Linked DNA regions of Mus musculus: region 1 is linked to region 2. A link is a contact called in ENCODE POLR2A ChIA-PET data. All regions are on one chromosome and are shown on one strand. The core of a region is the stretch at or near the end of the contact, and the rest is flanking DNA. Distances in the headings are between cores, read along the strand shown. Region 1 holds the start of Polr2i (polymerase (RNA) II (DNA directed) polypeptide I). Region 2 holds the start of Capns1 (calpain, small subunit 1).

Region 1 (2,700 bases), core at 108-2,607, 37 kb before region 2:
GCTGCTCCCTACCCACGAGAGAAATAAACACGGGAAACACTAGTGTAGAAACTGGCATTTATTACAGGTGGAAGAAGGAACGATCACTCAGTCCAGCGGTGGCCGCAGTGTGGGGCAGTGCAAACATAGTACAGGCGCATGGCGTCCTAGCAATAAGAACGTTCAGTCAGGGTCTGGACCCAGAGGATAGTGTGAGGACCAAAAGAAACGATCAAAGAAACTTTCCCAATCTTGATTTGAGTAAACAGGATCAACCCAAAACTGGCGTGTCCCCCCCACCCCTACCCCCCCAAGCACCCAGCCGCCACTCACCTCAGCTCGGGCACTGTGTGACTGAAAGAACACTGCCTCCTTGTGGCCACACCTGAGGGAATGGTTCAGTTACTAAACCGCGAAAGACCTCTCTGTGCACAGCCACTCCTCTTTCCCTATGCCAGCTGCGTACTCACTTCTGGCACGGGTGGTCCTCCGTCCGGGGCAACGTGGGGTCCTGGGACACGTCTGCGATGATCTGGGTCAGCTCGCTGCAGGCATAGGGAAGTAATTAGCGGTCAGGCCGGGTGTCCTAAGAGGTGACCCGTGCCCCAAGCGAGGTCCCGCCACTCACTCCACTTCGTGCGTGATTTTGTTGACGTAGATGCAGCTGTTGTCGGCTTCCTGCTGGTAATCGCAATTCCGGCACTGCAGACGGGAGAGCATGTGGGAGGAGTGTCACAAACAGATCAGATCTCCAACAAGACTGGACAGGAAGGCAGGGTGTTCCCAAGGAGGGCATGGACAACATGGGAGAGAGGGTGTGCTGAGGGGTAGTCAAGAGGCGAAAGCGTGGGGGAGCCAGCAGGGAGCGCGCAGGGAAGGCGTGAACCCGCGGGCGAGAGGGTTGCCGGTACTCACCGCGTACAGCAGAATGCGATTTTCCTTGTCCTCCTTGGGGTACAGCATGTTATTACTGTGGGGAGGGGAGGTCAGAGGTCAGCCCTGGAGCCAGTCCTCACTGCCTTCCCACACCTACTGCCCGGGCCTCACCATTCCTGGCAGAACCGAATACCCACGAAGCCAGGCTCGTACGTCCCGTCGGGTTCCATAGCGACTGGGCTGCTGAGCCTTCTGCGCTTGCGCGGGCGCGCTACGGAACGCGGGAAGGGTCGCACACCGAAGCTGCACCAAACTAGGGCGATGCTGCGCGCATGCGCGGGTTCCTTATTTTTTTATTTTTTTTATTTTTTTTTTTATGGATGTCTGGCTGACGGCTTGCGTCGATCCTTTGATACCCTCTGCTACTCACTCCCGATTTCGGAACCTGCTTCCCAACTCCGAGTGGAATGGATCTAGGACAAGGGCTGGGACTATGATGCGCGATGTCATCCGCAAGGCGCTGAGCGTGAACGAGAGAATCCGCTGCTCTCTTCTTGGCCCAAGGCCAGTGCACATGCGCCGAACTTACACTCGGCGGACCGGGACAACTCCAGCCATTCTTCCCGGCTTCGGCCTCCTCCCGCCCTCCTCTCCTGCTTCCCGTGCACGGAAGGCCTCTCGGGATTGGTTGGACGTACCCGAGAATCCGCCTGTCCGTGGAGAAAGAACAGCAGCGATTGGCTGGCCATGTTAGGTGGAGAACTTGCATTGGTCAGCTCCAGAACAAGGGGCGGGACCTATATCCCAGAAGCAGCGGCGGCCACTGCGGAGCCGGTGTGAGACGGCTGAACCGCACCGCGGGCCACTCCGGGGCGCAGCGAGATGGAGGTGACGGGGATATCGGCGCCCACCGTGATGGTTTTCATCAGCAGCTCCCTCAACAGCTTCCGTTCGGAGAAGCGATACAGTCGTAGCCTCACCATCGCAGAGTTCAAGGTGTGGCCGTGGGGGCGGGGTCCGGAGGGGCGGGGCAAAGAAAAGGGAGTAGGGGGCTGAAAACTAGTGGGCGAACCTGGAGGGAAGGTTGCAGAGACTGACAGCCAGCCTCCCAGGCCTGGGAGCCCCGGAGAACAGAGTCCACCGAGTAGGGGCAGGACCCGGGAAAAATCAGACACTCCAGAGAGCCGAGGGGGCGGGTCCAGAAGGAACTGGTCCAAGGTGGGTCTTTTTGGAACTTGTTTGTTGATCAAAGTCTGAAGATGAGGCCTCTGACAGCCTTTCTCCTCATCTTGCCTCTTTACTGCAGTGTAAACTGGAGCTGGTGGTGGGCAGCCCTGCTTCCTGCATGGAACTGGAGCTATATGGAGCAGACGACAAGTTCTACAGCAAGTTGGATCAGGAGGATGCACTGCTGGGCTCCTATCCTGTGGATGACGGCTGTCGCATCCATGTGAGGACACCCTTTCCCGGGACCCGCCCCACATTCATTCACTAATTTATTTCTTCAACAAATACCATGTTTTGCCCAGTGTGATAACCAGTATAGGCTCTAGCCACATGGAAGCCCCAGTTCAGCCTGGTCAGAAGCAGACATTCAGTAGACAGTGACAAACCAGAGTTGTCTGAACTGGCTTAGGGGGAGGGAGCTCACGGGAAATTCATCAGAGGTACCAGGCTTTACCTGGGGATATCTGAAGAGGCTTCCTTGAGGAATGGGTATTTGAGCTGATATCTAGAGAATGTTCCATGGAGAGGACAAAAGTATAACACTGTAAAGAACTGAGGTGAGCCATCAAGTTCTGGCCCGATTGAGAGCAGCAAGAACACAGAAGGCCTCTGTGTGTA
Region 2 (2,700 bases), core at 166-2,665:
GGGTGGATGTGAGGACAAAGAGGTCTTCCCAAATGAGAGATGTCTGAGCTCTGGTCCAAAGTGGAGGACACAGACAGTCAAGTCCAAACACAGGAGTATTTGTAGGCAGAGGACAGGGCTTATGCCAGCGAGTTGAGCCTGAGGTCAGACTGCTCAGTGTGGCAGGGAGGGGTGTGGCAGAGAGGGAATCCACATTAGTCATCACCAAATGATTTATCCGCTAAGGCTTAGGCCTGGGTCGCCACCCTCTGTGCTCCCGCCTTTTAGAGTTTCCGGTTTCGACAGGTTAAATCTTGCTTCACACACACACACACACACACACACACACACACACACACACACACACACACAGGTTTGAGCAATGATTACCTGGCCTGGTCCCAGCAAGCCCTTAGGTGGCGTTAGTGCAATTACGGTCTTGTCTGCTGAGATCTTATTTGACTGATTATCATATTAAGTTATCGGAGATTCTTTGAACAGGTAAAGCAGACTGGTTGTTTAACCTCAGTTTACTTATACATAGAATGGGGACAATAACAGACCTATCCCACAGGCCTGCTTCGAGGACACACAACCTAGTGAGTGGAGAGTATTTAGGGACCGGCAGGTATTTGTCGATGTTGTTTAAGGATGAGCAAGAGTAAACGAGCTAAGGGAACCAGGTGAGCTCCCAGCTGAGGGAACAACATGGCGACATAGGGACTAACAGAAGAGCTGCCATTTACTATGTATTTATCACTTAATTCTGATAGGGGCTTACCCTAGTGTCCTCTAGGGTCTCATGTAGCCCAAGCCGGTCACAAACTTGTTATGTACTGAGAATGGCTGCCTGCCCTCACCTCCCAGTGCTGGTTTTACAGGTGTGTGTCATCACGCCTGGCTATGTTCCCGCCTTACACATGAGGAGGTCATTACTCAGAGACACCAGGTCACTGTTTTAGGGATGAGCAATAAAGACTCAAACCGAGGTTTATATAGTTCCTAGGGAGTGGCCAGACAGCCAGACTAGAAGCCCAACAGCGACCTGGGTGAGAGGCACAAACTGATGGTAAACTTAAGATGTAGATTCCTAGCATTCGGGAAACAGAAGCAGGAGGATTGTTTCAAGTTCGAGGTTAGCTAGGGCTTTAGGTCATCATTTAGAGGATGTTTAACAAACCTCTGTCTCAAAGTGCACAATGAATGAATGAATGAATGACAACTGAAGTCCTTTTTTGCAACTATATACTGCAACGGTGACCGGGTACCCTGTATCTAGTTCCTGGAGGCTCCAGTACCTGGGCGTTAGAATAATTTATTCGTACTCAAAGCTATTTAATCTGGACAGCGTTGAATTTCCAGCAGTGTGTGTATGGGGACGGATGAGCTAAGCAGAGACTTGCAACCATAACCCTCCCGCGCAGGCGCAGTCTGCAATGGAGGCTCTAGGACCGCGCAGACGACGGCTGGGTGGCGGCAGGGTCTAACCCGGAGTAGCTGCCTGAGTCACCGGCCCCGCCCTCCCGAACCGGACACAGCGGAGGCCCTGCAGCAGGCGAGCAAGACCGCGGACCGCCGGATCCGTAAGTGAGACGGGACACTCCAGTCCAGCACCCCTGCACCCTGTAGATCCGGAATCCGTAGTCCTCAGATCTGGCGAGACCCTAAAGTCTTGGCCCTTGGGGGGTCCTAGGACCGGTGTTCTCAGATTCGAACCATCGGGCCTGTCAGCCCCTCCAGAACACTCCTTACCATCCCGGATCTGACGACCAAAAAATATAAGCCCAAAGATCAGAGAGATACCCGGAAATTATTTTGGGCGTCTAGAACCACAATCCGAGATCGTGGTTCCCATTTGCGGTGGGAAGAACTCCGTTATCCAGGATCCTCCGGGCGCACAGCCATAATTTTTGGCCGGAGCCCACAGATCCCGTAGTGACAGTGTAGTCCCTCTGTCGAGAGTATCTGAATGTCTTAATCCACATTAGGAACTTCCTGGTCAGCCCTGGGTCATCCCTACCCTGAGCTTAATTTTGGAAGGCCTGGATCTGAGACACGTTCGGTTTTACACACCTTAGGGTTTCTACACGAGAATCCCCTGTTTTCCCGCTGCCTCAAGACAGGGTAAAGCAGGCAGGCGCTGTAGCCGAGGCTGGCCTTGAACTGGTCCTCCAGCCTCAGCCTCCCAATTTCTGGGATTACAGTAGAGCGCTACCACGCACGCCCAGCTGTACCCCTGTCCTCATGCCTATATATATGCAGTCAAGCCTGGGCCAGGGTACTTTCTAGACCCTAGGAGGTTTCACATCTCCTATCACCTGTCCAGACCCCTAGCTAGAGGCTCTGTCCCCATCTCGAGGCCTTAGTTTCCTCCCCAATCTAGTTGCCGGAAATGCTTGCTTTTTTTTTTTTTTTTTTTTTTTTTTTTGCGGGAAGGGCTGGGCTCCTGGCAAGGCCACTACCCGACCCACCCCTTTTACTTTACAGGACTCAGCTGCGATCATGTTCTTGGTGAATTCGTTCTTGAAGGGCGGCGGTGGCGGTGGGGGAGGCGGGGGTCTGGGCGGGGGCCTGGGGAATGTGCTCGGAGGCCTGATCAGCGGAGCTGCTGGCGGCGGCGGCGGTGGCGGTGGAGGCATGGGACTGGGAGGAGGTGGCGGAGGCGGTGGAACTGCCATGCGCATCCTGGGCGGAGTCATTAGCGCCATCAGGTAAGGCGGG

Evidence for each region. ChIA-PET counts read pairs that join two places held with the same protein, here RNA polymerase II (POLR2A).
Region 1: POLR2A ChIA-PET joins it to region 2 with 31 read pairs in Patski. The contact joins the promoter of Polr2i here to the promoter of Capns1 in region 2. POLR2A ChIA-PET finds 5 or more read pairs at or near these places in 4 of 5 experiments (Patski and embryonic stem cell).

The regions. Positions count from the first base shown.
Region 1 is chr7:30,230,731-30,233,430 of GRCm38, reverse strand. It overlaps Polr2i (polymerase (RNA) II (DNA directed) polypeptide I), which reads right to left and starts at 1,357. Exons shown (of 6, transcript NM_027259.1): 1 at 1,027-1,357; 2 at 895-949; 3 at 608-681; 4 at 450-524; 5 at 313-364; 6 at 44-146. The coding sequence starts at 1,085. The coding sequence ends at 84. Tbcb (tubulin folding cofactor B) reads left to right here and starts at 1,234. Exons shown (of 6, transcript NM_025548.4): 1 at 1,234-1,851; 2 at 2,162-2,305. The coding sequence starts at 1,738. It overlaps Ovol3 (ovo like zinc finger 3), which reads left to right. Exons shown (of 4, transcript NM_001289817.1): 4 at 1-134.
Region 2 is chr7:30,193,868-30,196,567 of GRCm38, reverse strand. It overlaps Capns1 (calpain, small subunit 1), which reads left to right and starts at 1,415. Exons shown (of 11, transcript NM_009795.4): 1 at 1,415-1,562; 2 at 2,467-2,690. The coding sequence starts at 2,482.